3 separate regions of the Homo sapiens genome follow, and regions 2 and 3 are each linked to region 1. Evidence: chromatin loops called from intact Hi-C (ENCODE). Cell type or tissue: A673. All regions are shown on one strand. Each heading gives the region's core, and the rest is flanking DNA. Links, peaks and the distances in the headings are about the cores only. Region 1 has its middle 32 kb from the start of MIR9851. Region 2 has its middle 5.7 kb from the start of MIR3663HG. Region 3 overlaps SHTN1 (shootin 1).

Region 1 (10,754 bases), core at 1,131-9,130:
ACACACCATCTCTTTTCATTTAAAAAAGGAAGAAAATTAATGTGAGTGCCTGTGCTGCCTATGTATTTTTACCGAGTCCATTCCCTTAGAATCCAGCCATTATGCACATGTTTGTTCTGGATGAAAGGCCCAGCATTAGACCGGAAATAGGATGTGTTGAAATCAATTTAGTGTCAACCACATCAAGCCTTTCTAAAATTGTAGGTTTTACAGAACTTTAACACATAGCTCATTTATTTGGTAGAATTTAACTGTGATTCACATCCCTCTGCAGCAGACAAAAAGACAGAGAATCAGAGCAAATTGCAGGCGGACAGAGTTCTGAGCAAGGAAATGTGATTTTCGAAGCCCTTCTGCTCTGTCGCCCCTGCCCCCAGCACCCCCGGCTGCAGTTCTGTGCATCAGGAGAGAAATGAGAATTTTTCAAGGCTTCAAGGCTGCAACTTTAGATGACTTTCTTGCTGTTTGCATTCCGATGAGTCTTCCTCAGAGTTTGCATTTGAATGGAGAAGGGGTTAGTATAGACTTGAGACCTGTCAGGTGACAGACATTACTGCTGGGCTCAGGCTACCCTGGACTGTGGGACAAGGTACCAAGCACTCTGTAAAGGACCCCATTTTTTCCAGCCAAGAATCCATCGCGGAGATGGAGTGCAAGGGATTTTTGAGTTTCGTGGTATCTACTGGCATCTGAATGAAAAACAGAGACTCCCAGTGAGCGCAGCAGGGGTTGTGGCAAAGCTTGCCGGGTAGCTCCTGGCTCCCTCTCCCCACAAAGGCTCAGTTCCCACTGGTGGGTGCCCAGGTTTCGGGGAGAGCTGAGACCCCTGCTCTCAGGACACAGTGGGGTCTAGGAGCAGGGGATGACTGAAGAATCCACCCAGTCTAACCCTTTCATGGTAGGCACCTGTGACTTGCTGGCACCCCCACCCCCTCACCAAGCCTCTGTGAGCTTCCCCATGATGGAGCCAGCCAGGGGTGAGGGTCATCAGCTCTCAGAACTGGGGGTAAGTTGGGGGAGAGGCTGGGGCCACCACAGAAGGCTTTTATTTCTCACTAAGGCCAACTTGGTGCTAAGGGAATGAACTTGGCTGGTACCGAAGCTAGAGCCATCCATAGCTTTCACCTGAACCCTGTATTGGCAAGAAGCCAGTTGCCCATGGTATCAGCTTGTTCATCTCTCATTTTCTGGGAGAAGCGGGTTTCTAGTTCATCCTTTTCCATGCTGGGTATTAGGAAGGAGAGATGGAATGAGTGTTGGAGGAAATGGGTTTCTTCATTGATACCCTGGAAAAAAACAAACCATGGCGACGAAAATCCTTCACCCACCCACTTTTTCATTCACCTGCTAGAATGTAAATGGCACATAGGGAGAGGTTTTTGTCTGTTCTGTTCACTGCTGTATTATTACCAGCATCTGGAACAGGGCCTGGCCTATGAGTTCTCACTAAATCTTTCTGAATGAAGGGGAGTGGGTTGCTCACTAAGCACGCGCTGAGCACCTACCTGGTGTGAAGCACTTGGAGACAGCCCTGCACCCTCCTTCATGGAGTCTTGAGGAGAGATAGACCAGCAAGTGGCTGTCACTGCAGGTGAGGCACAGGGCCGGTGTGGGCTTAGCAGGCCACCTCTGGAGGCCAGGGCAGCATGCTTTGAGATTTCCAAAAGCTAGGAGGTTTAATAACGTTCTCTATTAGGAGCTTGTAGTTCCCTTTCCATGGCACCAGGCCTTGTAAGAACAGAGGAATAACCCCATTGTGTCTGTGCGCATGAGTGTGCGTGTGCGTGTGTGTGCACATTTGTGTATGCATATATGTGTGTGCGTGTGTGTGTTTGTTCAGGTCACCCAGCAGTATGTGGGAAGCTGGAATGTGAACCCACGTCTCCTGCCTCCAAATGCAGTATTGACACGCTGTTCAGTAGAAGAAACAAAATAAGCTGTTGAGTAGAAGAAACCAAAGAAGCTGTTTAGTAGATGAAGGAACAGAAGGCCCTGTTTTCAGGGAAAAGCCCTGAACAGGGTGGAAGGTGACCAGAGGAAACTGTCAACTGCTGAGAGCTGTGTACGTGGCTCTGTGAGGGGTAGTGAAGATGGGCCAAGGCTCAGGGCTGGCCAGTTGCCTGAGGATCAGGGCAAAGCCAGTCACATCCATGTCCAGGAGTGGGAGATTCCTTTAATCCTCCGTCAGTGACACAGGTTTCCTGACCAGGCTGTGGGAGTGGTAGTCAGGCCCCCAAGGGTGGCAGGGGGCCCAGTAAGAGTCAGCAGAGCCCTGGGCATCTCGCCAGTGGGCCCTGTCGGCCACTCCCTGACCATGGCCCAGGCTGCGGAGGATGTCTGTGGATGGGTCTGGCTGTGCGGTGCCTTGTCAAGAACTCAAGCAGAAGAAAATGACCATTGGTTCAAGGTCAGTTCACAGGGGGATTAGATTTTATTCCAAGACAATAATTGGAGAAACCGTATGGATTTAGTTCCAGTTCAAAGAGGTGGGCCAATTTGGGAGTGGATTTATTATTTTATTCTTTAGCATAGTCTGCAGTTGAACCAGATCATTGATTTTAATTCAGTTGGGTTTTCAGTTCAACAAATGAATGTAGTCATGAGACCCTCTGACCATCTAGGCCAATGGCTGTCAAACGCTGTGGTTTTGCAGAGGTGGGTCAGGGCCTGAGGGTGTGAGCATGTCGGTCCTTCACCCCCCACCCCATCCCATCCTCTACTTCCTCCTGGGGGCTCCAGTTTTGGGTGCTTTCTCTACCAACTTTTCCGTGTAAGATTTTGTCTGAAGGTGCTATGCTACTGAAACTCACTTGAACATTGCTAATGTGGGCTGTGATCCCAAATGAGAAAAGTGAAGTTATGCGAGGTTAAGTGGCAGACATGTCTGTCTTAGTGGCCAGCAGGGGGGCCAACTTGTCCCTGTTTGCCCAGGGTTCTCCTGGTTTTAAAGCTAAAAGTCTTAAGTCCTGGGAGCTCCCTCCACCCTGGGCAAACCAAGACAGTTGGTTACCTTGGTGGCCGTCTCATCTTAGACGGCTTCCAGAAGGTTGCAGTGGCTGCCTGACTGGGCTCCCTCCTGCCACCCCTGCTCCCTGCCCCACCCCGCCCCACCGCCCCGCCCCTCTACCGTCCACATTGAGGGAAGTCCAGTTCGGGGCCTGATCATGTCATTCCCCTGACAAAAGCCAGCCTGGCTTGGGAGACCCCACGTGATCTGGTCCCAGCCCCTGCCTCTCTCCAGAAATAGTTCTTGTAAGAGCTTCTCTTACATTGAAACTCAGAAGTTCCCATGGCTGTGTTCCCATAGCTGTGTCTTTACCCAAACTGTGCCCTCTGCTGGATATGTCCTTCTGCCTGGCTTCTGGCTAAAGCTGGCTGTCCCCTCTGGTCCTCTGGGAAGCCTTCCCCACCATCAGTCCTTACAGGGGACTGATGGACACCCCTTCCTCAGTGCTTCCGTTTTGTGGCCTGTGTGTTCCTGTTGCACTGCCAAATGCAAGTGGTGTGTTCATGTGTTCATCCCTGCCCCTCACAGAGCCACGTACACAGCTCTCAGCAGTTGACGCCATCCTCTGGTCACCTTCCACCCTGTTGAGGGCTTTTCCCTGGAAACAGGGGCTTCTGTCCCTTCATCTACTAAACAGCTTCTTTGGTTTCTTCTACTCAACAGCTTATTTTGTTTCTTCTACTGAACAGCGTGTCAATACTGCATTTGGAGGCAGGAGACGTGGGTTCACATTCCAGCCTCCCACATACTGCTGGGTGACCTGAGCCAACACACACACTCAAACACATATGCATATACACACATGCACACACATCCACACGAACAGCCCTGTGAGGCTCCTGGAGTAAGCGGGAGCACACATTTGACAAACAATTGTAAGGAACCCAAACATCTGACTGCTGGTCCACAGGTCCTTCTGCCACCCCCTAGTCAGACTGTAAGCCCCCTGGGGTCAAGGACGATGACCCACAACCTAAGAGTCTCAAATGAGGAAGCAGCCTTCAGTGGCAGCCTGTCAGCCCCGTGCACCAGCCAATGAAGTACATAGGATCTACACAGATATGTCCCATATCTATTAGTGTCTCAGGAGCCCCTCTGTTTAGCAAATGACAAGGAACTCAGGCCACTGAGTTCTGGGGCTCCAAAGAGAAACCTGTAGCTCCCCCTGGTGGCTGCAGCAAGTGCGTGCTCTCAGCCAGCTCCTGCGGATGGGAAATGCATCACATCCTGGTGGGGTTCACTTCTGTGGGATTTCTTTGGAGGACCTCAAGAAGAGTTCCCGGGGGCAGCAATAATCATGCAGGGAAAATAAAAACGTTGCAATGGAGGGGGCCCCAAGTAACCCTGCTATACATCTTTGAAGTGGGCGGAAAAATGATATAGTGAGGGTTTGGAAATGACAGATTGCAAATTTTTCTGATGTGAAGAACCTGAAGATATCACTCTTGTCAAATCAGAAAGGTCAGTCACCCTCAGCCTGGGGCTGTCCTTGGGTTGCTTCAGAACCATGTTCCCCATCCAAGGGTGGGGCTGGGCAGAGGGGCTCAGGCTCTGGGAGGCACCCAGAGCTTTGCTCTCAAATCTCTGCCCCGGGGCTCAGCTAGGATGCTGCAGCGGCTACAGCTGGGGGTTTCCCTTTCAGTGTTAAACGCTTTTGCTGTCTTAAACGAAACTTTTGGAGAAGGGACAACTTTCTAACCTCATCAGCCCTGCACTCTGCTCCATGGTCTGGAGGAGTTTGCATTTTGTAGTTTGAGTGGGGATGGGGAGGCAGGAGCAGGCCTGGGGCAGGGACAGCGTGGGGTCCAGAGACCCAGAGCAGCAAGACCCACAGGGCAGGACAGGAAGGCTGTGGAAAGGGAGAGGGGAGCTGCAAAGACCCGAAGACCCGTTGTCTTTACTTTCCTCTTGCCTGCAGGGATTGTCACTGGTCTAGAGTTCATTTTTGGAGTCTTGGATTAGTGTTTCCCAAATTTTGATCATTCAACTATTATTATTATTATAACAGCTAACGTGAACTGAGTTCTTGGTAAGTACCAGATGCTATACAAGTAATATATTCATGAAGTATTATTTTATATTGTGTATAACTTATTTAATTTTCTTCTTTCTTTCTTTTTTTTTTTTTTTTTTTTTGATGGAGTCTTGCTCAGTCACCCAGGCTGGAGTGCAGTGGCGGGATCTTGGCTCACTGTAAGCTCCGCCTCCTGGGTTCACGTCATTCTCCTGCCTCAGCCTCCTGAGTAGCTGGGACTACAGGCACCCACCACCACGCCCGGCTAATTTTTTTTGTATTTTTAGTAGAGGCGAGGTTTCACCATGTTAGCCCGGATGATCTCGATCTCCTGACCTTGTGATCCACCCGCCTCGGCCTCCCAAAGTGCTAGGATTACAGGCATGAGCCACCGCGCCCGGCCTTTAATTTTCATAACAATGCTATGAAGCAGGAAATATTATTTCCATTTTGGAAATGAGAATTTATGTATATAATAATTTATAAATAATAATATATGATATACTTATTTAATATTTTCCTTTGAATTTCATCCTCTTACCAAGTAATTTTATTTACTATAATTTTTTTTTTTTTTTTTTTTTGAGACAGAATCTCACTGTTGCCCATGCTGGAGTGCAGTGGCACGATCTCGGCTCATTGCAACCTCTGCCTCCCGAGTTCAAGCAATTCTCCTGCCCCAGCCTCCTGAGTAGCTGGGATTACAGGCACGTTCCACCACGCCTGGCTAATTTTTGTATTTTTTTTTTTTTAGTAGCGGCAGGTTTCGCTATGTTGGCCAAGCTGGTCTCAAACTTCTAGCCTCAAGTGATCCACCCACCTTGGCCTCCCAAAGAGCTGGGATTACAGGCATGAGCCACCATGCCTGGCCTCTTACTAAGTAATTTTAAAAGGAAATTTTATTTTACTACTATAAATGTAAAACTACATTACCTGTCAAATGTAGGAAAAAGCTATTATTTAAAATCTAGTAAAATAAATATGTGCCCAAGTACACTGAAAATCATCCTCTGTACTATTGGAAGACAGCCTAGCATGTTTGGAGAAATATTGCCTTGGGAATGGAAGGGACCTTTCCTTGCAGGGTGGAAGAAGGCCATGTTGCATTTGGGGGTATGAAGGTGAACTGAGCTCTGTAGAGACCTGGTTACAGAATGTTTGGGTTTATTTTGCTTTTATTTATCCCCCTTCTAAGATGAATACTTACCTCATTAATCTTCAGCCTTTCTATTTTTATTTTTAAAATATATTCACAATTAAGGCTATAAGTTTGTCTCTGCTGCTCAAGTTACATCTTATAAGTTTTGATATAGTATATTTTCTTTTTTGATCAATTCTAATTATTTTTTAAATTCTGATTTTGATTTCTTCTTTGACCAAAGGGTTATTTAAAAATGTATTTCTTAATTCTAAATGTGAACTTAAAAAAACTATTATCTTTTTTTTCTTTTCTTTGGGATGGAATCTTGCTCTGTCACCCAGGCTGGAGTGCAGTGGTGTGATCTCGGCTCACTGCAATCTCCATCTCTGGAGTTCAAGCAATTCTCCTGCCTCAGCCTCCCAAGTAGCTGGGATTACAGGTGCATGGCACCATGCCTAGCTAATTTTTGTATTTTTAATAAAAATGGGGTTTCAGTATGTTGGCCAGGCTGGTCTCGAACTTCTGACCTCAAGTTATCCACCCACCTTGCCTCCCAAAGTGCTGGGATTATAGGTATGATTACACCTCGCCTGGCCAAAACTATTATCTTTTTACTATTGCGTTCTGATGTATGAATTGTGATCAAAGAATGTGATCTGCATGTGTTCAGTCCTTTGAAATTTGTTGGGAGTTGCTTTATGGTCCAATATATAGTCATGTTTGTTAATATTCTGCTTGCTTGCCTTGTAGCCCTTTTCCCACTCTTACTTCCAACCTTTCTATGTCCTTAAGTTTTTGTTGGGATTCTTGTTAATAGCAAAAAGTTGGATTTAAAATAAATCTTATGTGATACTCTTTATCTTTTACCAGGAGCATTTGGTCCCTTTATATTTTTATTTTTATTTATTTATTTTTTTGAGACGGAGTCTTGCTCAGTCACCCAGGAGTCACTGGAGTGCAGTGGCGCGATCTCGGCTCACTGCAAGCTCCACCTCCCGGGTTCACGCCATTCTCCTGCCTCAGCCACCCGAGTATAGCTGGGACTACAGGCGCCCACCACCACGCCTGGCTAATTTTTCTTTAGTATTTTTTAGTAGAGACAGGGTTTCACCATATTAGCCAGGATGATCTTGATCTCCTGACCTTGTGATCCACCCACGTCAGCCTTCCAAAGTGCTGGGATTACAGGCGTGAGCCACCGTGCCCGGCCTGGTCCCTTTATGTTTATTGTAATTATTGATATGTTAGGACTTTATGTGCCATCTCATTTTATGCTTTCTGTTTTTCTTTTTCTCTCCTTTTCTTATTATATTTTCGATTTTTTTTCTCATTTTATATTCCCCCTCTAAGTAGGTTGGAAGTTACATATTCTGTTTCCATTATTTTAGTGATTGTCCTAGAAATTATGATATGAATGTAACGCTTTTACCTTCCTTCTATATAGTACAAGGATCTCAGAACAATTTTATTTCATTCTCCCTCTCTTGATTTGCATGCCATTGTTGTGATGTCTTTTAATTCTGTGGGTTTTTTTTGTTTGTTTGTTGTTTTCAGTGGGGACAGGGTCTTGCTCTGTCACCCAGGTTAGAGAACAGTGGTGTGATCGTGGCTTACTGCAACCTCAAGCTCCCAGGTTCAAGCAGTCCTCCCACCCCACCTTCCTGAATAGCTGGTACTACAGGTGCATACCACTATACCTGGCTAATTCTTGTATCTTTTGTAGAGACAGGGTTTTGTCATGTTGCCTAGGCTGGTCTTAAATTCCTGGGCTCAAGACATTCACCTGCCTCAGCCTCCCAACATGTTGGGATTACAGGCGTGAGCCACTGTGCCCAGTCTGTTTTGTTTTTCTTTAACTCCATAAGGCATTATCATTGTTGTTTTATGCAGTTAATGTTTATTTAGTGTTTTTTATTCCTTTTGCATTTTAGATCTTTAAACTTGGATCCATCCTTTAGAGTTTCCTTTATTGTAGTTTGCTAGTGGAGAATTCTCGTAGTTTTTGTTGTTTTGAAAATGTCTGTATTTCACCTTGTTCTTGAAATGAATTTTCACTGGGCATAGAATTCTAGGTTGACAGTTATTTTTTCTCACAGCACATCAAATGAATCATCCATTCTTCTAACTTCCATTCCTGCCAATAAAAAGTCAGCTGTCAAACTGTTGCTCTGTTGGAGGTTATCTATATTTTCTTTCTGAGTGCATTTAAAATCTTCCCTTTGTCTTTTTAGTCATCAGTTTCAGTATGATGTTTCAGGAATAGATTTTCTTTTTCTTTTCTTTTCTCTTTTCTTTTTCTTTCTTTCTTTCTTTTTCTTTCTTTTCTTTTCTTTTTTGAGACAGGGTCTTACTCTGTCACCCAGGCTGGAGTGCAGTTAGTGGCACGATCTTGGCTCACTGTAGCTTTGACTTCCTGGGTTCAAGCGATCCTTCCACCTCAGCCTCCTGAGTAGCTGGGACCACAGGTGCACACTACCATGCCTGGCTAATTTTTTTTTTTTTTTTTTTTTTTTGTAGATGCAAGGTTTTGCAAAGTTGCCCAGGCTGGTCTTGAACTCCTGAGCTCAAGCAGTCTGCCTGCCTCGGCCTCCCAAAGTGCTGGGATTACGGGCATGTGCTACTGCGCCCAGCTGATTTATTTTTATTTTTTCTTGCTTTGGATTTATTTTGTTTTGAATCCAGGGGTTGATAGTTATCATTAGTTCTGGAAGGTTCTCACCCCCATATATCTTCTTATATTACCTCTGCTTCATCTACTTTCATTTCCTTCTAGAACCTCTCACTCCGAACTCTTTGTCTCTTAACCTCCTTTCACATTTCCCAATTCTTGTTCCTTGATGGATAATTTTTTTTTTTTTTTTTTTTTTGAGACCGAGTTTCATTCTTGTTGCCCATGCTGAACTGGGGCTGGGTTTGGGGTTGTCCCACTCACATGCTTACGTGATCAACGTACATGCATGTACGTGGCTTCCCATGGATTAAAATCATGCATGTAAAGTTCATGAGCATGGTGTCTGAGACCTGAAAGTGTTCAAGAAGTATTTATGGCCATCATTATTATTATATTATTATTATTAATGATATCATTATTACATTCCCAGGAAATTCTGATCTGTTGGGTTAACATTTCCAAGGTGCCAAGCTGTGGGTCTCTTCAAGAGAACAGAGACACCTGGGCAGGATGAATTGGCATCTTTTTGCCCAGCTAATCGATAAGCTTGGAACTTTGTCTGGGACATAGTAGATGCTTGAGAACACCCAAGGCAGGAGTGAAGCCTGTTTACCGAGATGGAAGATTCTGCAGGCAGGGAAACCACATGCCCGTGGAAGAGGAGAGGTGAACTCGGGGGTGCTGGCAGGGGCTGGAGGTGGGAGGTAGTGAATAGGAGATGCCAACCTTTTCTCAACAATTTAGTTGCATCTTAGGGAAAATGGGGGCTGAGGAGGGCCCTATGATGACAACTTGAATTGGGTAAAATTTAAGGATAAGGAATTACTAATTAGTAATAAGGTAGAATTCTTAAGTGTATGAAATGAATAATATGTAGCTAAAAAATAATGATATAGCATTAGGCATTTGAGACATGTGGACTCCAAGCAATTAACCTCTATTCTTCTTCTGAATTGCAATTGCACTAATTGGCTGCTTTACTCTGACGGGGCGATATTAACCTTTCTGCTTTTCTCTAAAGGAGCCAGTATGTTGGGTGGATGTGCTGCTCTGGTTTGGAGGAAAGGTATTTTTCCTGAATAATAACCTATTTGCAATTTTTCTCCCAAATGGTTGCATTGAAAAGGTTCTGTCAGATTTTCTTGATAAAGCTTCATCTATGGAAAAGATGCTTTAAACACATCTGACCTCCTTTGGGAGCAGTTGGGAGAAATGGCCTATCTAGGCTCTTCAAGCTTCAGACATCCTTGTGTTAATAGCTTCTCCTTCATCCAAGCAGCACACACTTGTGGAGGGAGGGCCTGCACATTCCAGGCCTGTCCTGGGTGTTGGGGACACAGCACTAGCCAGACAGTCTCCTGCTCCTGTGCAGCTTGTAACTCAGTGAAAGCAGAATATCAAAGGCAAATAAACACGTAGATTTAGAATGCAATCCCAGGGCTATGAATACAAAGATAACTGGACGGGCCAGGTGCAGTGGCTCATGCCTCTAATCCCAGCACATTGGGAGGCCAAGGCGGGCGGATCACTTGAGGTCAGGAGTTCGAGACCAGCATGGCTAACATGGTGAAACCCTGTCTCTACTAAAAATACAAAAATTAGGTGTGTGTGGTGGTGCGCTCCTGTAGTTCCAGCTACTTGGGAGGCTGAGACAGGAGAATCGCTTGAACCTGGGAGGCAAAGGTTGCAGTGAGCCAAGATCATGCCACTGCACTCCAGCCTGGGCGACGGAGTGAGACTCTGTCTCAATAAAAAAATAAAAAATGATAACTAGACAATGAGATGGGGTCTGGGAATGGAGAGTGTCCTTTAAGGCAGGGTGGGCCAGAAGGCTTCTCTAAGGAGGAAATATTTGAGCTGGGCTGTGAATGAAGCCAGGGAAAGAGGCTTGTGAGTAGAGGATCAGTATTCCAGGCAAAGG
Region 2 (10,754 bases), core at 1,737-9,736, 380 kb before region 1:
AATCTGAAGAAACCCGGACAGCTAAGATTACCAGGACAGAGAGGACAAGAGAGAAGTAAATGTTTAAAGTGGGTGGGTGATTGGTGTTTGATAAATGTTAGTTTACCTTCCCTCCTTTCCAAAGTCTTTGCATTCTGAAAGGCATCTTTCAAAGAGGCAGAACTTTCAGCTTTCAGAATGGTTTTTAGAGATGGAACAACTTTTTTTTTTTCTTGAGATGGAGTCTCACTCTGTCGCCCAGGCTGGAGTGCAATGGCACAATCTCGGCTCACTGCAACCTCCTCCTCCAGGGTTCAAGCGATTCTCCTGCCTCAGCCTCCCGAGTAGCTGGGATTACAGGTGCATGCCACTACACCTGGCTAATTTTTGTTTTTTTTTGTTTTGTTTTGTTTTTTAGTAGAAACAGGGTTTCACCATGTTGACCAGGCTGGTCTCGAACTTCTGACCTCAGGTGATCTGCCTGTCTCAGCCTCCCAAAGTGCTGGGATTACAGGCGTGAGCCACTGCACCCGGCAGAAATGGAATGAACTTCTGATGTCTCAGTTCACCAGGAGAAAAGACCTTTCTGAGCAGAGGCCAGGTCCTTTCACCAGGTCTGAGATCACATCAGGGAGGCAGCCAGCTGCTCCTGACACTGAGCAAGTCTGCACACAAGCGCTTCCCTTCGACCCTGCAGAAGAGGCCCCGTAGACCAGTTAGTTGCGTCTGAAAAGGAAACATGGAGTCTCATTGAAATCTCTGAACAGCTTAGATTCATTCTTCTCTGAAATCTGAATTTTTAATAGAAAGTTCCAGCCATTCAGAAGGTGAGCAGAGGCCCAAACACTGCAAGAACACATCTCCTGCTGGCGATTTCTCCAGCCTGCTGTCCATTTCTGAGAATGTTCCGCGAGGTGAATAATTTATGCCACTTATTGATTCATGGTCCTTAAAAGGCTGAGGTTAAAGGAGACTGAAGGTTTCCACTGAGTGGGAGCCCAGCTTCCCTGAAGGCATTTCTTGCAGATGCTTGGCTGCTCCACACTTGGGCGTGGGGGATCGCTAACTAAAAATATCCCACAGTACAAAGTCTTTTGTATGAAGATCATGAATGTCTTTGATAAAATGTAAATATGTCGGAGAAAAGGTAAATTAAGCATTTAAATTACAGCTAAGAAACCTCATTGGGAGTTGGGGGGAAGATGACCGTCCCCAATCCTTTAATCCTTGCCTGTAAGAGAATGATACGGCCACACCCTCTGCCATGTGACTGCAGTGCTGCCTGATAGAGCTGGTGAGTATTGTACACCCAGAAAATCTGAGACAGGTCTCAGTTAATTTGGAAAGTTAAAATAAGGTTGAGGGTGCGCCCGTGACAGTCTCAGGAAGTCCTGATGACATGTGCCCAAGGTGGTTGGGACACAACTTGGTTTTATACATTTTAGGGAGATATGAGACATCAATCAATACATGTAAGAAGTACATTGGTTCAGTCTGGAAAGGCAGGACAATTGGAAACAAAGGCAGGAAGACCTGAAGCAGGAAGGAGGCTTCCAGGTCATAGGTAGATGAGAGAAAATGGTGGCATTCTTTTGAATTTCTGATGAGCCTTTCCAAAGGAGGCAATCAGATATGCATCTATCTCAGTGAGCAGAGGGATAACTTTGAATAGAATGGGAGGCAGGTGTGCCCTAAGCAGTTTCCAGCTTGAGTTTTTCTTTTAGCTTAGTGATTTTGGGGTCCCAAGATACTTTTCTTTCACAGTATTAACATGGCCTCTCCATTAAAATTTGGTTTGGTCACGTGACTTGTTTTAGCCAGTGAAATAGCCGTGATGGCAGCCAAGGTTTTGAATGTGTTTGCATGGATTGGTTTAGCCCCTCGGGCTTCTGTTATGCACCATAAGAAGAGCATTTTCTGGGAGCTGTTGTTCCTAGACACCTGGTGCCCAGAGGCCCCAGGAACCCCATCTGAAGCAAAGCCAAACCAGCCAGCCCACAAACCTGTGGCAGATACCAGAGAATCAACAAGGAGGTGTGATGTGGTTTGGATGTTTGTCCCTCTCAAGTCTCATGTTGATGTGATTCTCAATCCCTTATGAATGGTTTAGCACCGTCCCTTCGATGATGAGGGAGTTCTCGCTGTTAGTCCACATGAGATCTGGTTGTTTAAAACTGGTGGGGCCTCCTCCGTCATTCTCTTGCTTCCACTTTTTCCATGTGATACACATAACCCCCCTTTGCCTTCCACCATAATTGGAGGCTTCCCAACGCCCTCCCCAGAAGCAGATGCCAGCACCATGCCTCCCATACATTCTGCAGATCCAAGAGCCAATTAAACCTCTTTTCTTTCTAAGTTACCCAGCCTCGGGTATTCTTAATAGCAACACAAGAATGGCCTAATTCAAGGTGTTAGGAATTGGCATATCCTGGAGGACACTGTCATCCATCCCCTCTTAATGACCCTTCACTCTAAAGAGCACTTTCAGCCGGGCAAGGTGGCTTATGCTTCTAATCCCAGCACTTTGGGAGGCTGATCACTTGAGCTCAGGAGTTCAAGACCAGCCTGGCCAACATGGCAAGACCCCGTCTCAACTAAAAATACAAAAAAGATAGCTGGGCATGGTGGTGGCGTGTGCCTGTAGTCCCAGCTACTCAGGAGGCTGAGGTGGGAGGATCACTTGAGCCCAGGGGCAGAGGCTGCAGTGAGCCGAGATGGTGCCACTGGACTCCAGCCTGGAGAGAACTCCTATATGACCCAGAAATTCCGCTCCTAGATACATACCCACAAGAATTGAGAACAGGAACTCAAATACTTGTATATGAATGTTCATAGCAGTATTGTTCACAATTGCCAAAAAGTAGAAACAACCCAAATGTCTATCAGTGGACGAATGGAAAAACAAAATGTGGAATATACACGTAACAGAATATTATTCAACCATAAAAAGGAATGAAGTATTGTTACATGTCACGATGTGTATGAACCTCAAAAGCCTTATGTTAAGTGAAAGAAACAAACACAAATGGACAGAAAGTATATGTATTTCTATTACATACCCAAAATAGGTAAACCCATACAGACAGAAAGCAAATTGGTGTCTGCCAGGTGCATGAAGTATTGGGAATGGGGTCTACCTGCATCCTGGGTACAGGGTTTTATTCTGGAGTGACAAAAAATATTTGGCCGGGCATGGTGGCTCACGTCTGTAATCCCAGCACTTTGGGAGACAGAAACAGGCGGATCACCTGAGGTTGAGATTTCGAGACCAGCCTGACCAACATGGAGAAACCCCGTCTCTAATAAAAATACAAAAAAATTAGCCGGGCGTGGTGGCATGCGCCTATAATCCCAGCTACTCGGGAGGCTGAGGCAGGAGAATTGCTTGAACCTGGGAGGCAGAGGTTGTGGAGAGCTGAGATCATGCCACTGCACTCCAGCCTGGGCAACAAGAGCGAAACTCTTTCTCAAAAGATACATATATCTATATTTTGGACCTAGATAGAGGTGATGGTTTACGTAACATAGTCAATGTACTAAATGCCACTGAATTATTCACTTAAAACGGTTAATTTTGTGTTATGTAAACTTTACTTCAATAAAAACAAAAGAGAAAAGATTATGTCCATACAAATGGGGTGTTTAATAACCAGAAATACCATATGGACTTAGTGTCATCTCCTCTATCAATGAATCCGCTCTGGAGTAGGAGCATACTAGGTCTCAGAAGCTTGCAAATTTTATTCTTTTTTTTTTAACCGCCTCACTCCGCTCCCAAGAAGCTTGCAAATTTTAATCTGAGTTAATTTGCAAGTGGATTTGGGTAATCTGGCTCTAGATCCACTTAGAGGGTGCCTGTAAATAACTGTCTTGAGGGCAGGGGAAAGGCATTATGGCATCAAGCAGATAAAGCCTCTGATCTAGTTACAGTTCCTTCCAGGGATGAATAAAGCTTTGGGGACATTATCCAACCGCTTTATAAACCCAAGTTTATAAGGCCTGAACCCTCAAGCCCTTGAATTCCTTGTCACCACCTACAAATTTAGATGAGTTGCCGCAAGGGGGCAGTGGTGTCCAGGCGATGACCTCCCATGTTGCGCAAATTCGTAGAAATACTGAGTTTCAGATTCTCGAGTTTCTCTCGTTGAAAGCGGTAGCAATTATCCCCAGTCCACTTAACAAGCCAACAGCCATTTAGAAAATATGTATGTATATTAAAGAAAATACTGGATCTGGAAAAAGATCTTTCGAAAACATCATGTCCAACCAGGGTTATTATACAGAAACTGGGTTGAGAGAGGGCAGTAATTGGCCCAGAGCCACGGAGCCAGGCCTGGAACCCAGGTCTCGTATATTCACGTCCCATGCTCTCGGTGCTGCAGCCTCCTGCTCCCCTGAGCCTTTCTCCGGCGTTCAGCACAAGCCATGCCTGCGTGGTGACATGAGCACCTGTCTTTGTTGTTCCTACAGCACAGTTCCCGTCCCATTTCACCGCTGCCTCCAAATTCCCACCCCAGCTGCGCCACGTCTCTCAAGCAGAGCTGGCGATCCGAGAGCAGTGACTGGGGACGAGTGTCCACGCGGGGCTGACGAACTGTCAAAGCCGCCACCATCTGTCAAGACCTATGAGGACGCACACAGCACGGGCAGGCGGGCAGGAGAAGTGGCGGACGCAGTCGGCCACCCAGCATCAGCTCCGGAGGCGCGCTGCTTCACCTGGTGACCTGTCCCCGGCCTACGGGTCTCCAGGAAGCACTCCAGTCCCTGCCAGATGCTAGCGGGAAGGCAGGAGGGGGCGCCGTCCCAGCACCCCGGAAGCTGCCAATCTGCTTGCGGGGCTGAGACCGATCTAGGAAAGGGTAAGCAAAGATGCACGCGCCTGGGCGGCACGCAGCGGATTTCCAAGTCGTCTGCACAGATCATTGACCCCGCAGGACACGTGCGCATGTTGGCAGGGCCGACTCCGGAGGAATTCCAACTCTTCTGAATCTGCCACCTTGCAGAGGGGACAGCTGACCCTTCGCCCCATCTCTGAAAGGGCCAAGGATCTTTCCTCTCATTGCTTCCTACTGAATGCCCAGGATGCCTCGGTGTTGCCTACCTTCCGCAAAATCCTCAGGGCTGGATCGTTTTCGGAAACTGCCACCAGAGGGAGCTCCAACAATAGAGCTGGATTTTGCTTCCTCCCAGCTCATAAAGGAAGTCGGGGGCGGGGGAAATGCTGTTCTCTGCCACCAGCAGGTGCAAAGATCAGTTTAAAACGCCCAAGATTGTAACTTCACTACTAATTCGTGAAAAGCATATGGTGGAATAATGCTGGATCTGCAGAGTGACAGAATAGCTGTCCTCCACCGTGAGTTTCCCTCATTTCAGACTCAAATACTTCAGACCCAAATGATCTCCAAATCAGAACTCCTGCCTCTGCATTCAGTCTGTAGTGTTCTCTCCAGAGGACTGAATCCTAGCACCCTCGCTCCCCTCCCCTCCTCTGCCAGGCTTTACAGCCTCCGGAACTGCCCTTTCAACCAGAACAGAGCCCAGACTGTCACCTCGAACATCAGAGGAGTCCCAGCCCCATTCCTGAGTGCCCCTCTTCCCCCAGCTGCCCTGTGAACAGTGATAAGAGCTGTGACTGTGTTCTCCAGGCACTGAAATTAAAGTCAGAACCACTCCGGCTATAGATTCCATGTGCCGCTTCTTACTGCAGACCCTCATCTCGGTTTGGGATGGGGATGTGGGCAGTGTGTTTTGCTGCCAGGATGAAGTGGTTCAATTCTCCTAGAAGGAGATGCAGCAGTCACGTCCAAAAGCATGACAAAGCCCACCTAAGATGACCTGTATCTTAGAATAGTCTGAATTCATGAGGCTTCCGTCCTCATGTGAATATGTCACTAGCACTTGTTCCTTCTTCTGGGGGTATACTCAGCCAGCAATTTCCTTCTTTAAGTTTGGAGACAGTTGTAAAGAGGGGAGAACCCTTGGGCTCATGGGCCTTTAGTTTTCATGCAAAATCTAAGACCTCACCTAGTGGGGGAGGCAGAGAGAATTGGCCCTGACTTTCAGGTTTGGGGGTTCAGCACAGATCACTGTTGTGGGATCCAGACATTCCTGCACCCAGGAGATGTGCAAGGACAAGCATGAGAAAAACTGCATCTGGCCAGGCACAGTGGCTCACGCCTGTAATCCCAGCACTGTGGGAGGCCAAGGCAGGTGGATCACCTGATGTCAGGAGTTCAAGACCAGCCTGGCCAACATGGTGAAACCCCGTCTCCACTAAAAATACAAAAATTAGCCAAGCATAGTAGCACATGTTTGTAATCCCAGCTACTCAGAGGTTGAGGCAGCAGAATTGCTTGAACCTGGTGGAGGTTGCAGTGAGCCGAGATCGCACCACTGCACTCCAGCCTAAGCAACAGAGCCTTGGGGGAGAAAAAAAAGAAAAACAATGTATCTGAGGCGTGCGTGACTACTGGGTAACGGCAGCCATTCCTGGGGATGTCTGGAAAGGCTTCAGAGGGCAGGCAGACCTGAGTTCCTCCTGCCCTCTACCAAGAGATGACTGCAGCCTCCAGCCTGGCCTGCACTGGCAGGCACCTTCAAGAGGGACGACAGGACCAACAGGGAGCTGCTGCTGTCCCCCAGGCCTCCCCTGCTCAGGTCTCATTTGCCATTCATGACTTGTAGCTGAGATGGGTGGAAGGCGCCCTCTGAGGCATCTGGGTTCAAAACTCTGAATGAAGAGAGCACTTGCATTCTCTTTCTTCTCATGCATGGTCAAAAATGCAGACTCTGTCCAAGATGGTGCACACTCAGGGTTTTGGTTCAGGGATGATCAAGCCCCTTCATCAGTGATTTTCATCCTCATGTCAGCTAGTGCCTCCTCTGAAATGGCCTAGAGCCTTCATGCCATTGCCTCTGCCTTCCCCAGCATCCCCATTTCACAGGGCAGCTTGAGGAAGAGGGGCAATGAGGAACAGGGCTGAGACTCCTCTGATGTTTGTGGTGACAGTCTGGCTCGGTTCTAGTTGGAAGGGCAGTTCCTGAGGCTGTTAGTTCCAGACCAGCCTGGCCAACATGGCAAAACCCCGTTTCTACTAAAAATATAAAAAGTAGCCGGGTGTGGGGGTGCACACCTGTAATCCCAGCTACTCAGGAGGCTGAGGCAGGAGAACTGCTTGAACCCAGGAAGCAGAGATTGCAGTGAGCCAAGATAGCGCCACTGCACTCCAGCCTGGGGACAGAGTGAGACTCCGAAAATAAAAATAAAAATAAAAATGTGCACATTCTGTTATTCATGTGTGCATTTTAAAAAAAATGGCCTTATCAAGGATGAGGGTTTTGGCATTTGTGCAAAGCCTGAGGTTTTAGGAAAATGTCGTTGATGAACTGACGCTGGCAAGACTCTCCATTTACAGTAACCTGTGACTAGAAATGTCTCACGTTGGGAGAAAAATGAGGAATCCGGGAGAATAAGTGTCATGGTGGGTTTATGTGGGGCATTTTCTTCTTTGTCCAACACCTCAGATCTGCAACCAAACCAGCAAAAGCTAGTACGTCTCAGGAAAAACTTCTGCTTGTTACCGAGCTTCCTGGAAAATTGCATTTGGAGAGCTATGAAGGCTTGGCTGTGAGTAATTTGTTTTTTAAATAGCTCTGTTAGTTGGTCCACATTGTGTTTTTCATTCCACCAGAGCCGAAGGTGGTGTTTCTTTTGTTTATGGTATTAGTGTTATATTATTGGTGATCTCATTGTTCTTGTTTGTGACATGTTTACCTCAGTAGGACAGTTATTGTAGGAGGGAAGTCGGGAGCCAGTCTACCCACCAAACCTGCAGAACTAAAGAAAAAGACTCCAATCTGTCCCGCAGGGTGCATATTACTCCTTTCTTGGATTGTTAAATTCTAATTATAGGCTGTTGATCCCCATTAGAACCATTTGTAAGCCTAAACACTGTTGTGCAGCATCTTTTGCCAATAGGTGTGTTTCATTCCAATCGTTGTATAAAACATAACATTCGTGCTTTTGGGGGACTACAACAGGTTAGTGTTCTCTGGCAAAGTTGGACAAGAAATAGTCAAAATATGACTCAAAACTAAGATAGTGCAAACAAAAGTACACTTTGCCTTGATGTTTATTTATTAGGGATTTCTGAAACCCTAGGACACTAGAGCTCACCTTTCAGATCTCAGACCTCAGATGCCACATCGTCAAGGAAGCTCTCCTGGACTGCCCACTTCCACATTCCTGGGACAGCAGAGATCTCCCCCAGCCCTGCCTGGCACTTGACACAGTGGATCATTTCACAGGACTGGGGGATTAGTTAACTGTCTTTCCACTAGATGGAAAGTTTCAGAGGAATCCTGTCGGGATTACCGATGCCTAGTATGATGCTTAGCACACAGTAGGCATTTAATAAATGTGTTGTGTAGTGCCTGTGTACTGTTTTATTTGGGAATCTTCAGAAGGTAAGAAAAGCAAATGGATACATTCATAATAAGTATGAGATGTGGAGAGCAAGCAAGTCCGTAGATTATAAGACGTAAGCAAAATTCATAGTATGTGTTAAGTAGAAGAGGGGATGAATAAGATGGAGCTGTGAGACTCAGGAAGAACTCACAGAATTCACATGGATAATGAGTAAATCAATAACCTGTGGGAGATGTTGAAGACAGATACAATAAGTGGAACATATAATAGAACAAACCAGAGTGCTATGGACCAATAGAGAGACATTAAAAGACCAAGTTGTAAGATACATTCATGCTACATCAGGGCTGACAGCTATCTGATTCCCAAAATCAGCCACTCATCCATCGGTGACACCCATTATGGTCCCAGTTGTGTTCTGCCCAAGAAGCACAGATAAACAGAGAGAGCTGTTCAGGAGGCTAATGGATGCTCCTGCTGTGGCCAGGAGAACTTGCCCCTGGCTCTCCAATAGCAAAAGCGTGTATCGTTGCCTCGGGCACCTTCTTTCTGTTGGGTCCCTTCACTCATCCTCAATTATGGTCCTTGTAACCACATCATTAAGAAAGAAAGTTAATATGGGTGGGAGGGATATGGGTGGGAGGCAATATGTGAACATTGCATATTAAATGGCCCAGGATTCAGGAAGGGGACTTCCCACCTGCTTCTGTGGTATATGTGTTAACCTACCCCATCTCTTTCCTCTTGCTTCTCATTGTGTGTTTAAAATTTATTCAACAATCTGTATGATTCAAGTATCTTAACTAGATCTTTCTATTGTATTACCTCCAGAATAGTTTGCCTGGTAGCGCAATAGTTTGCCTGGAGATTAATTTCCTATACAACATATTGAAATAGTGCATTGTGAATTGGCTACTATGACTGCTGATTAGGGTGAGGGTTAGGGTTAAACCAGTTTCTGAATCTAGCTACTCCCCCCTACCATAAAAACCACTTGCATTCAACAATTAGCCATTGCATTAAGTGCTAAAGATACAATGATGAGAAAACAGCCATGATTCCTGCCCTCATGAAGTTTAGAACAGAAGAAAGACTATCTGGTAATCACACAAATAAGTAACAAATAAATCTAACGTTTTAACCAGTGATAAACCCTCTGAAGAGAAAGTGCACTGAGGTCCTCTGAGAGCATATGCCAGGGGAATTTGACCCATTCAGAGAGGGTTAATTAAGCTAAGGGAAAAGGCATAAATGTCTCAGGCAGAAGGAATTGGCTATGCAAAGGCCACGTGATGGGATGATGTCATCAACCATTCTTTCAGCAGACAGCACTGACCCCGTGTGCCCAGCCGCATGCTAGAGGCAGGAATACAGGGGAGAAAGACCAGCACTGCCCCCAAGAAAAGCCCACGATGACTGTCGGACCTAGGAGGATCCTTGGAGAACCTGAAAAGGTTTCACATTGCATGGAGGATAAGACTAGAGCCTTATAAGATAAGACATCACTGAGAGTTCAGTTGTTAATCCTGGGAGGGGTGAACTCATGAATGATCACTGGGTGTGGTGGTGCATCCCTGGCTCTAGTCTTACCCTCCATGCAACGTGAAAACTTCTGATGCCCCAACTCAAACCTAATTTTCAAGCCTTCGTTAGCTAAAATCTCACCGAAGTCCAGCTTTAGGAGAAATAACAGATACTATTCCCTGGCTTATGCCAAACTCTTTACATGCATTGTTTTGTTTTTTTATCTTTGTAACAACCATGTGAGATTGCACTAAACTGACACTCAGAGAGAAGGTAAGTCATGCCCCCGAGTCATTCAGCTAATAAGTGAAAAGAAAAAAAAAAATCAAGATCCAAACCCAGGTCATTCTGGCCCTAGAGCTGAAACTCAGTGAAAACCAAGCTCTAGCCAGGAATTGTGGTTAAAATAAAGCTTCAGCCAGCTGGATACTCCAGGGTGTTTAGGAATGTGAAGTTTGTGGGTATATCTTGGTATTGTGGTTGTGTTGATGCTATTGTAGTTTTGGTAATGTGGTCATCTCTTGACAGTACATGCTGAAATGCTTGCAGATTAAGTGTGGCAAGGTCCAGGTTTTACTTCCAAATAATCTGTGTGAATAGGGGAAGCAGTGTGTGTGTAGGTTTTGACAGCTGGGGAGGCAGAGTCCGTGGGAAGGAGGGGAGGAAATAGATTGACCATAAAATAGATTTGCCTTCGTTATTTGGAGGTTGGGGACAGGTGCATGGGAGTTCACTATAATATTCTCTTTTCTTTCCTATATGTTGGAAATTTTCCATAAAATGTTTTTTTCCAAAACAAGTTAAGTTCTGGGTTATGTTTTGA
Region 3 (10,754 bases), core at 1,031-9,030, 96 kb before region 1:
ACTGTTATCTTTTAGAGTAGTACTCTTAGGGGCCAACATACCCATTGCAGCCCTTCACTGTTGCCCCAAATGCATTTAGACCTTTTTACATTAGAAGTACCTGATCACAGGCCAGGCATGGTGGCTTACGCCTATAATCCCAGCAATCCCAGCACTTTGGGAGGCTGAGGCAGGCAGATCACTTGAGGTCAGGAGTCCAAGACCAGCCGGGCCAACATGGCAAAACCCTATCTCTACTAAAAATACAAAAATTAGTTGGGTGTGGTGGCACATGCCTGTAATCCTAGCTACTTAGGAGGCTGAGGCAGGAGAATTGCTTGAACCCAGGAGGTGGAGGTTGCAGTGAGCCCAGATTGTGCCACTGCACTCCCAGCCTGGGCCACAGAGTGAGACTCTTAACTCAAAAAAAAAAAAAAAAAAAAAGTACCTGATCACAGAGAAAATAAATTGGGCAGTCTTTCCCACCTGTTTATTTCGGGGTGGAGAAAATGGGTGAGAAGATGAGACGACTGCTTCGGAGCCGCTCTGCTGGTCCTCTAAGAGAATAGTGTCAGTAATTCATTTTGATCAAAAGATGACGTGACCCATTTTAATCACCACTATATTCAACATATGTTTCCAAATGACTTTAGCTTTTGAAAGTGGATTCAATTTTTGGACATAGCTATCAGTTCGCCACCATTGCAGATGTATGTATTTTTTTAATGTGACATAGACACTTGATATGCCTGCCAATCACATTTACCAAAGAGTGTCGTGCAGTACAGTCAAGCCGAAGCTGGTTGGGGCCTAGCCTTCCTTCTTTCACCCCAGCTAGGTTGACTAGTCCCACATTTACACATTCTGGGATGTTGAGTAATGAGTAGCTAGGAAATTAATGTTTCTGAAACATAAGTCAAGCAATAAATAAGAAAACCCAGTATACATCAGTGTGGGTGAAATTGCCTTCCATTTTAATCCTATGTGAGATACCTGAAACATGTTAACTCTATTATCAACAGAATGCATAAATCTGATGTTCTTGGTTGATATAGGTATAATAAAGGAAAAAAGCATTTTCGGGGGAAATGCCAAGAAACTTCCATTCTGTGTGTGTGTTTTAATACTTCTATTACTCTTTATCAGTATATATTCACAATAAAATAATATCCATCTAAGAGGAAATGTGCTGAAATCATAGTAGGCAGGATGTATATGTTAGCTATAGATGGAGGCTATCGGTAATGGAACCAGCTTCCAGTTTGGGGATTGAGGGTTTTGGAATTTGCTTCTGTGTTGTTGTTACTGTATTTCACTAATATTAAGCAAGGTGCTTTTGTTTATTATTTTAATTCTCCCAAACCTATAGATTGGACATTATCCCAATTTTACAGGTGAGAAAACTGAGGCTCAGTGAGGTAAACAACTTGCCCAAAATTACACTTCTAACTGACATTTAGATCAAATTGCACTTGAACGTTTTAAACTTTATTTCCAATGCCAGTGCTTTTTGAACTATGGTGTACTGCGTTTAGTGTCTTAAGAGCTTAAGGAAGGAGAAAGAAAAGAATGACCATAAGATTCCTTCTATAGGAGGTAATGATTCTGCAGTTAAGTTGCTTCATTGACCCTAAGATACTCACATCCTGTTCCTTAGACCCTGCATACTCATAGGTAGTTTCATGTCTTCCTTTTCTCATTCTGTAAGGCTAACCTAAGCAATTTAAAGATCTCTTGTCAAGGGAGGAAAGTGTTACCCAGTAAAACAGAGTTCTGAAAAGGGAGCCTATCTGAATTAGCAAAAAGTCTTAAAGAATAATTGGAAAGAAATTATTTCAATTTTTTTCATGCCAAATGTCCAATAAAGGGCTGTGCTTCAAAATAAATTTTAGAAATTAGCCTGTCAGAATACCAGCCTTAAGCTACTTTAGTCGTCAGCATAAGTTCTATTTGCACATTTTTTATTTTATTGAACATTTTAACCATGCTGAGAAATAGTTTTTTCCCAGAAGTCAAATACCTTGAAAATTTCTGACCGTAATCATTGGATTAGAAAGATGCTTTTACTAAATGATAATATGATAATACAAAGGTGAATCACTCTCTGTGAATCTAGTTGAAAAACATACATTCTAAAGCACCAAATACATTTTATTATTGTATCCACTTTATTCTATGCCTTTTTAAGAGAGCTTCATGTTTGGTCAATTACTGGTTAACACCTTTGAGTTTGTGTTTATCCATTGGTCATTATGATTTAGGACATTTTTATTATAAAGAGAGGCAGGATATGTGGGCCTTCAGTATGGAGAAAGAGGTAAGCAGATCTTAAAATGTGTCTGCATCACAGTCAGGCAGAGGCTTAAGAGTTTCATGTTTTCTTGCCCTCTTGCTTTTCTCCCCTGAAACCATCTTATCTGAAAGTGGCGCTGCTTGTCTGAATTGAGCTTTTTCATCCATATTCACACTTTTTCAATTAATTACTTTCAGGAAGGTGAATATCCTCCTAACAGTTGCAATTAGACAAGGTAGTCAGCCTCAAAGATGATTTTTCATTTTATCTAGTTACTTCTTTAAAACCTTACTTCAAAAGGGAGAAGCCCTTCGAAAGGGAACTCCTGTTCCATTTCAACAGTGTGGTTTGCAGTGCTTTCATAGCTGTGTCGTCTTGGTCATTCTCAAAGATCCTTTTAAGCCACAATTAATTGCCAGAGATTCTTCAAGTTAACATTTTTCTAATTTATCATGCTTCTCTTCACCCCAGGGTCCCCTCAAAACTGTAAGCTTTATCAAGCTCTTTTCAATTTCCTTTTTAACTGCCAGACAGGCAGTTTGCTTTTTCGTTTGGGGGAGTCAAAAGAGGTTACATGCTGCCCTAGAAGAATTTAAAAAACAAAAACCCATGTGGCAATTATAAGACTTCAATTTCAATAGAAAATGTTCATTTCCAGTGAAACCATTTTTATTTTAATTTGCATTTAATTTCTATGTCTGTGGTATCTCTAAATACATGTGACTTTTGGCCCCACACAAATTTATTTTTGTAAGAGTTCATCTTGTTTGGGCCATTAATGAAACCAAAGGGTAGTTGACAAAAGATAAATTTTAGATGTTTCTTGGTTGGTGTGACCAGTCAAACATTTCCATGAAAGAAAAAAAATCTAATTGCCTTTCAGGTTTTGAATTAAAAGTAAGATTGATTTTTATCATTGTTTGACCTCTAACTGGTCTCTTCATTCAGTATTTCTGATGTGAAACTAATGTAGAAAAATGAAATAGGAAAGTACTGCTTTTTAATTTACTGGAGCTGGAGAATCTGAGCTATTTTATTTTATTTTGTTTACTTTCTCTAATCCTATGAAAGATTATGAGCTTTTGAAATACATTAGCAAATAAAAATTGAGATTCTTAACTTACTTTAGGGAAACTTGGCATAAAATTATTCTCTCAAACTAATTATCTCAGCTGGAAATTAATTTAGTTGGCCATATAACCATTCCTTAAGAGAGGTTTGGGGTCATGTTTTGTTCAAATGGAGACTAGGGAAGTTCTTTTAGTCCTGGGATGGAAAGGAGTGGATTTTGTTCCTGATAGATACTCCCACCCCCACCATTTCCTCATAACCTCCGCTTCTCCGCTTTCTTTCTCGTGTGTGTGTGTGTGTGTGTGCACATGAGTGCCTATCAGGGAGGGGGAGGGAAGGCGCCTTCCCTGTACTTAGTAAACATTTGTTTCTGAGAAGAGACTACCAGCTAGCAGAATGAACTGCATGGACGTTACTGCTTAATCTGATGCTCTTATACAATTAAAGGATTTGCTCTGCTCTCAACTGTAATCTTAGTACTGCTGAATTGTGTACTGACACTGCAGGAAACAGCTCTGTTCAGCAAAGCGCTGCTACAAAGGTTCTCCATGTGCGCCTGTACATGGACAATTAAGTTTTAACAACAAAATTAGCAGAACAACTGGATGTTCTGGAAGTTGAGATCCCTTCACTTCATTTTTTTTCCTTCCCCCGCTGCCAAGGAGTTATCCTGTGGACTGCCCGAAAGATCCGCCTGTCAGGATTGTCTTACAAGTGTTCTGAGTTGCTGTGCAAACAGCAACTTCCTCCAGATTAATTGTTGAGGATGTATTACACCTAGTGTAAAAATGACTGTTAAACTGCTGTTGAGTAAATCTCAAAATTACTGTTAAAATGCTGCTGAGTAATTCTCAATTCTCTCAGAGAATTAATTGCCTTCTAACATTTGCTTCCAGTTGCAAGCACCTATGATTTTTAAGAGACTTTGTATAAAATATACCATTTCTGCATAGAGAACCAAATTGCTTTCGGTACATTGTAGTTTTCTTAGCCATTTTTCAATAGTCTACACAGTGTTTATGTTTCCTTTTATTTGTGTATAGTGGAGTAGAGGGGAGGTTTTTTTATTCAAATAGAAGAAGCTAAAACTCAAATGCAATGTCAGATCTCAGAATAAACTGACCCAATTTCTGAAACCCAATAAACACATTTCATTTGTAATATTCTTTATTATATAGCTCTATGAAAAGTAATTTGTGACTTTCGATCTTAAAAGAGAGTTTTAAAAATACACAGTAAATTGAAAGAAAAACTACTACATTTAAAACAGTATTTTCCTGAAAACATAGAATGAAAATGCAAGTATTTTGTGCATGGCAGCTGTTTTTAAGGAACCAATGTTATATATGGTGAATTTTGTGGAAGACTATGTCTCTTAAAATATTTCTTATAAATAACATGGCTTTTAATAGCTGGAATCTGAGTGGATTTTCCATGATGACTTAATGTTGTGCAGAATTATAAAAAGCTAAAAAACGAAGCTTAAGAAAATGATCACCCACATTTCAGAATCTTTGGCCGAGCTGAAATCGTAGTTCACGCATTGTCAGTGTTGCTTTTGCTGTGAGAATAGTCCGGTTTCCTGAACCTCCTTGTGCCAGTGTATTTTAGATTCTGTAAATGTGTGCAGTCCAGCCTGCACTAGAGGAATAAGATAATATCCTACAAGGTACAAGCTACAAGGCTCCCTAGCATTGCATTGTGGTCCGGGAGGTAAGCCGTGTACTGGGATGCCTGTGCTGCAGTCACTCAGCTAAAGAAAATATTGCTGAGCATAGACATAGATCTTTGCCCAGCCATTGTTACCTATGTTAAAAAGGAATTCTTGTTCATGTTGAGAGCAAATCAGCATCTAGAGGCTGATGTCAGATTTTCAAACATAGTAGTATTCTGTTGTTTAACAATGTAAATAATTAAATCTACTTTTTCCACAAATAGAAGTGGACCCAAATTGACAAACTTAATACGTTCTTTGAGCTAAAATGAAGTTTTGAAAAAGTACCCAAAACAAAAAGAATTGAGCTTTGTTCTGCCTTTATTATATTTTAAAATAATGCTAGAATCGGTAGTAATATAGAAAGTTTCACCTTAGGTTTGAAACTTTATTTTGTGAAGTTTTGGACAAGTGTATTAAAAATTTGTGAAGTTTTGGACAAGTGTATTAAAATCTCCTGAAAAATAGGGTTTCCAAAAGAAACAATCAAAACTACCTCTGCTGTAATGCCACTACTGTTCACTGCAGTAACTGTATAAAGGGCTTGGAAAAAAATAAGAATCCTTATTTTTACACCAGAGAAAATATAAAAGGAACTTCCTCTTTGGAGTTTGTCCAGGAAACGACTTTATAAAGACAAATTTAAATCTTTCTGTTTTCTGTCCTTGAAGGCGGTAAATATGGTTGCGGTTTTATCCATTTTTATTGTAAATGAAACAGAGTTCAGACCGTCCGGCTGTGCGTCATTTGTTGGATGGCTGCCACAGACTAATGCAGACATCCCACTGGGAGACCAGAGAAGAACTATACTTTGATTCACCAGATTGTGTTAAATAGTCCAGCTGTTGCGATTTGAAAGATAGTTACCTCAGAAGTGAAATAGAAATGAACTTGGCATTTATGCCTCAAACCATTTTTATACTGTTTGGCAATCAGCTTTTCAGAGGTAGCATTTTATAAAATAACTCTCACCGCTTAAAAGTTCATTCACTGTAATGTTCAAAATGTCCCACCTTTATATTATCAGTAAAATTAAGCTTGAGTGATATGCAGAATTTGCATGAAATAAGCATTTCCCCCTTCATTTCATGAGCTTTGATTGTATTCAATTGAGCTCAGAACCACGTCTATTAGGGCTCTTTTGGGCATTAGTTAATTTGAATTGCAGCCGAAATGTTAGCTAGAATGTTGTTGAATATAGTTGGAACGTGGAAAGTTGATTTTGAAAGGAATTTCATTGAATGCAAACGATGTCCTTTTTAAAAATTAGAATGCTGCATTTTCATCTCTTGTAACACAGTCTGAGAAATCACTGAGTCCTGTAAAGTTCAGCGTTGGCATGGCCATTGCCATTGTTCTGATTCTTCTGGTACCAGTATGGTTTGGAGTCAGGTCTTTCCTTTTACTAGTAAGTTGCCCCACCTGCTCAGGCCCCACGTTTGGGCTCTCTTGCAGTAGGGGCACAATAGCTGCTTTCTAAAAGGTCACCCAAGTTTTACTTGGGCACCAGGCTTCATAGAGTGGCATAACTTGGTATATTTCTCGTAGCTTTTATTTTGCTTTTTGGTTTTTGGTTTTGTCTTGAAATAGCCTTTGAGCACATAGTCTAATATGACCCGTGAAAAATATCTATATGAATGGATCATAAATGACAACCAGTATGTTGTGGTAAGAAAAAATTATTGGACAGGAAATCAGGATTCCACTAGTTTAGTCCTGTGTCTGCTGTTAACAAGTTGTATGCTGATTTAACCTCACTGTTCCTTGGACACTTCATCTGACAACTGAAAAGGTTAGACTAGCTCACCATGGTGATCCCTGTCAGCCCAAGCATCCCATGATTTTAGTTTTAATTTATAAGTGATACTTGTAAAATTTAAGTTTTACTTGCAGATTTTGTGGCATGCAGGAGACAGGCTGCCATCACTTTTTAGAAGTACAGACTTTTAATTCCTTATTGTGGTCTTAGTCCTTAGAGGTTGCATTAAAGTAGAAAAAAAAATTGAACAGAATGACAGTATATTACAATTCCCATTGAAGTGTTGCATTTGAGCTTCTGGGATTTCTACCTTGGGGAGAAGCTTCATATTTAACCCTCTAGAACCTGCCACCATGACTACTAGAGTGAGAACTTGGGTTCTTGGCACCATCACTGATGCGGCTCTGTGGCTCTTCCCATACGATAGGAATGAAGGTAGAATGAGGCCTAGGAGAAAGAAAGGACTCTCATTCCAGAAGGAGTCTTGGGCAGCTGCCCGTGGGAGCCAAGAGTGGACCTAGTGATGTCAAGCCAGGAGGAGCTACAAACCACAGGGGAAAAATTAAAACTAAGGGATAGCTTGAAGGGATAGACTTTATTTACAGATCTGGAAGATGGAGATGGAAACGGATTCGGAAAGAATGAAATCAGTAAACATGCCAAAAACTAGCCTGTAGCCTCCTGTTTCTAGGAGAAGATGCCTTTGAGAAACAGCATGCTGTCATGGAAAAGGCAGAAACAGGGAGACAGGAGCTTCTGACTCTTGTTCTGACTCTGCCACTGATGAGCTGTGTGGTTTCGGGCCAGTTCCTTCCCCTCTTCATGCCCCATCATCCTCATCTGTAAAAGGACAGGTCAGACTAGACGATTGCCCTAGTCCCTTTCCACCTTCCACTGGGATTCTAAGGCAGTGGTCATTATCCTTGAGAAACCAGTCACTCTCCCTCCATGCCTAGATTCAGAAAATGCCCACTGCGCCTAGTTCAGTGATAACAAAGGGGTTCTCAAATTGTAGCCTATAAGTGACTTAATAATAGATTAATCTGCAGTCAAGAAGCTTGCTTCAGGACAGGGAGATCGTTCTTTGGACTGAGACAATTCCAGGACAATTTCAGCCTGACAATACTAGGTTTATGAGTTTTCAGTTCAATCAACATCCATGTATTGCTGCTGTGGAGCCCAGAGAGCACTTCCTGGAAATTTTTAGCCCTGAGCTGATGAAGAAAGCTTTTTCTAGGATCTGTGCACCACCCCTTCACCTACAGACACACACGAGCATGGAAACATCCATGGTAGTTCTACAGAAGTGATGAAGGTTAGTATGGGTTGATGGAAGTTGCTCACCTAGAATGAGAGAAATACTACCTCCTTTGCATGCTGAAAGCAGTTTGACTGGCTTACATAAGAGTGGGCCCAGGCCCAAGATGGTGAAACCTTCGTACTGGTGACTCAATCTGCAGACTTGGATGGGACTTTCCCTGGAACCTTAGCTGGGCTGCAGCTTTATTTCCTAGAATCTCCTCACCTGTTTGTTTTCAGTTTAGAGTTGCCGACAGATAAATCTGCATGAGATTTAGAAGGTGGAAGTGAAGTAGTTGTCTTAAAAAAATTTTTTTTAACCCTCGGAAGGTCCGTGTAGGGCAGGCTCTGTTATAGCTTGTGCATGACATTCCTGATGTGCTGACTCACCTAACTGGCATGTGGCAGTGACTGGCCCACAGTTTCTCCAGCTCCCCACATCTCCTCCTCCAGCTTTTCCAAATCCTGGGGCAGGTGCATGTGCAGCTCCTTGGGGAAGGCTCCTGCTTATTCTGCAGATTGTCTTGCATCATCAAGATTGGTGCTTGTGAGAGAGAGATAGGTGCAGCTCTAGTTTGTCCCCAGTCTCTGTCACTTTACAGCCGCCTTCCCTCCCAACTGTCAGAACAGCTGACTGCAGGCCCAGTGTCAGACGCAGAAGCAGCAGATTTACACAGACGGCATGACTAGTGCCTCTCATTCCCTAAGGTCTGATTCCTCTGATCAATCCTTAATATTACTCATAGTTGTTCTGCTTCTCCCATCACAGGCTTTTAAATATTGTGTGGGTCAGAGAGAGTCAAAACAGGTACCACTGGAGAAACTACACCCCATTCTGATTCCCAAAGCATAGCGGCAGATGTCTGGAGAAGTAGTTCCTTGGCCAAGGTAGATGGACAATGTCATGGTGCCATAATCAGGCAAAAATAAAGGAATCTGTCCTCACTACAGCACAGCCTGTCCCCAGGCTCCTGATTATTTTTGTTTTTACCACCTCCAAGGAAGACATAGTGTTTGTCACTTAGGATGATGACCGAGCCACACATAGGTAATATAACCCAGTAGCCAGAGGGAGTGGTTTTTAAACATTTGGACAGATCTTACAGTACTGGTCAGAAAGTGAAAAAAGCAGTGTGGTCTTTGGGTTTGAGGTTTTGTGCCCGTGACCGGGTCATGCAGGTTACTTTTGCTCAGTAGTTGATCATTTGTTCTGTTGTTTTTGTTGCAAGAGAGACATCCAGACCTACTCACACCCAAACCTTGATTTCTCCCCCTTCATTCTGAACCCTTCAGTTTATTAGTATTTGCCCATTCGTTTAGTCCACAAATGCATCTGTGCTAGGTGCTGGGGATAGAATTGTGAGTAAAGCTAAACAGTCCCTGCCTCGTGGATGTTTACATGCTATTGGAAGAGACAGACAGGAAACAATTGTGGTAAGTCCAACAAGGGAGAGGTATTAGGTGGTAAAAGAGTGTCTCCTGCCAGCTCTGACCTGCTGAAGGGGTCAGAGAATAGTAGAAACCAACTCCTGGTGAGGGGCTGGTAGAGCAGTGGGCAGGCACTGGCTGGCAGCTCACTGGCACCTGGCGGAACACCAAGAGGTGGGATGGTGGTGTGCCGGGTCATGGTTAACAGCCAGTTCTCAGGGACAAAAAGGCCTGATCCTAGCATTTTCCAAAAAGACCAGAAAAGTCCGAAAGCCCCAGCCCTGCCTGCTGCAGCTGCCTCCACCTTCAGGCCGCAGCTCAGCAGCCTGAACCTTCGGGTGTTTCAGAGATATCTGTTCCCATAATGAAATCCTCACCCATTCAGCCTGAGAAGCCATAGCTTCTTGCAGCAGAAGAGACGAGAGAAGGAGTCTGTGGAAAACTGCCTCTGAAATTCCATAAGAAATTTCTCAAGAAACCTGATTCTCCTTTTAGAAACATTAATGGTAACTTAGCATTTTAGCTTCTACTCTGGCTCTCTCTCCGCCCTTGGTCCTACCACCACCCCCTCCTGAAGTCTGACCAGGTCTCCTCTAGTTGGTAATGGCAGCAGTCAGCATGCCTCTCACCTGTCCATCAGTGATGAGGGGTGATTACTCCCCTTGTCCCTGCAGGCTCCTCAGCACTACCCTGCAACCAGCCATACCCAGGGACACACAGGAGGGAAGGGAGTTAACTGGCTCCATCCAGCTAAGTGAGGGCGGGTGGGGGTCTGGGCAGCAGGCTGTGAGAAGTTCACAGTTTGTCCATGAGCTTTACGCTTCCTGAGAAGAGAATGCAATTAAGCAGGTAGGTGCATTTGGCTTTTTAACACTTCTGTAGTTAATCGCTCTTTCTCTGCCTTCTTTCTTCTGGCCTTGTGCTCCTAGTATCAGCTGTGTAATCTGATAGCTTCATTTTTTCTTTTAAATGGCTGGCATCTCAAAGACTACTATATGCATGTTGATTAGACTTAGAACATTTTGGGTTTTATGTTAGTCTGAATCCAGAATATCAGAGACAACTATTTTCTCTCTCTGCTTTTTACTTTTTTTGTCTAACTCTTCATCTCATAGGCCTCCCAGTAGCATTGGATGCAGGAAAAAATACATTGACGGTGAAAAACAAGCCGAACCAGTTGTAGTTTTAGATCCTGTTTCTACACATGAACC

What was found. Hi-C counts contacts between places; a loop is a spot of excess contacts. Peaks named below come from ENCODE experiments on the same cell type or tissue, not always from the same donor. Only the 100,000 strongest peaks of a DNase experiment are listed, where the experiment ranks them.
Region 2: it touches region 1 in a loop (8-fold over the local background); 108 of 110 quality-filtered maps call a loop at or near these places.
Region 3: it touches region 1 in a loop (2.8-fold over the local background); 2 of 110 quality-filtered maps call a loop at or near these places.

The regions. Positions count from the first base shown.
Region 1 is chr10:116,790,535-116,801,288 of GRCh38, reverse strand. It overlaps a transcript of HSPA12A not described here. Among named protein-coding and RNA genes, the nearest start is that of MIR9851, 32 kb to the left of the region's middle. In A673, for the core only: a CTCF peak has its summit at 4,193 (motif pointing left); a DNase peak (open chromatin) is centred at 4,148.
Region 2 is chr10:117,169,415-117,180,168 of GRCh38, reverse strand. No RefSeq gene overlaps it. Among named protein-coding and RNA genes, the nearest start is that of MIR3663HG, 5.7 kb to the right of the region's middle. RefSeq lists an enhancer at 4,871-5,050. In A673, for the core only: CTCF peaks have their summits at 4,029 (motif pointing right) and 5,116 (motif pointing right); DNase peaks (open chromatin) are centred at 4,058 and 5,158; H3K4me3 peaks cover 2,012 bases; H3K27ac peaks cover 1,428 bases.
Region 3 is chr10:116,886,471-116,897,224 of GRCh38, reverse strand. It overlaps SHTN1 (shootin 1), which reads left to right. Exons shown (of 17, transcript NM_001127211.3): 17 at 10,659-10,754. It also overlaps a transcript of ENO4 not described here. Among named protein-coding and RNA genes, the nearest start is that of ENO4, 42 kb to the right of the region's middle. In A673, for the core only: no CTCF peak of the experiment used is centred there; DNase peaks (open chromatin) are centred at 3,874, 5,814 and 8,514; H3K4me3 peaks cover 554 bases; H3K27ac peaks cover 1,668 bases.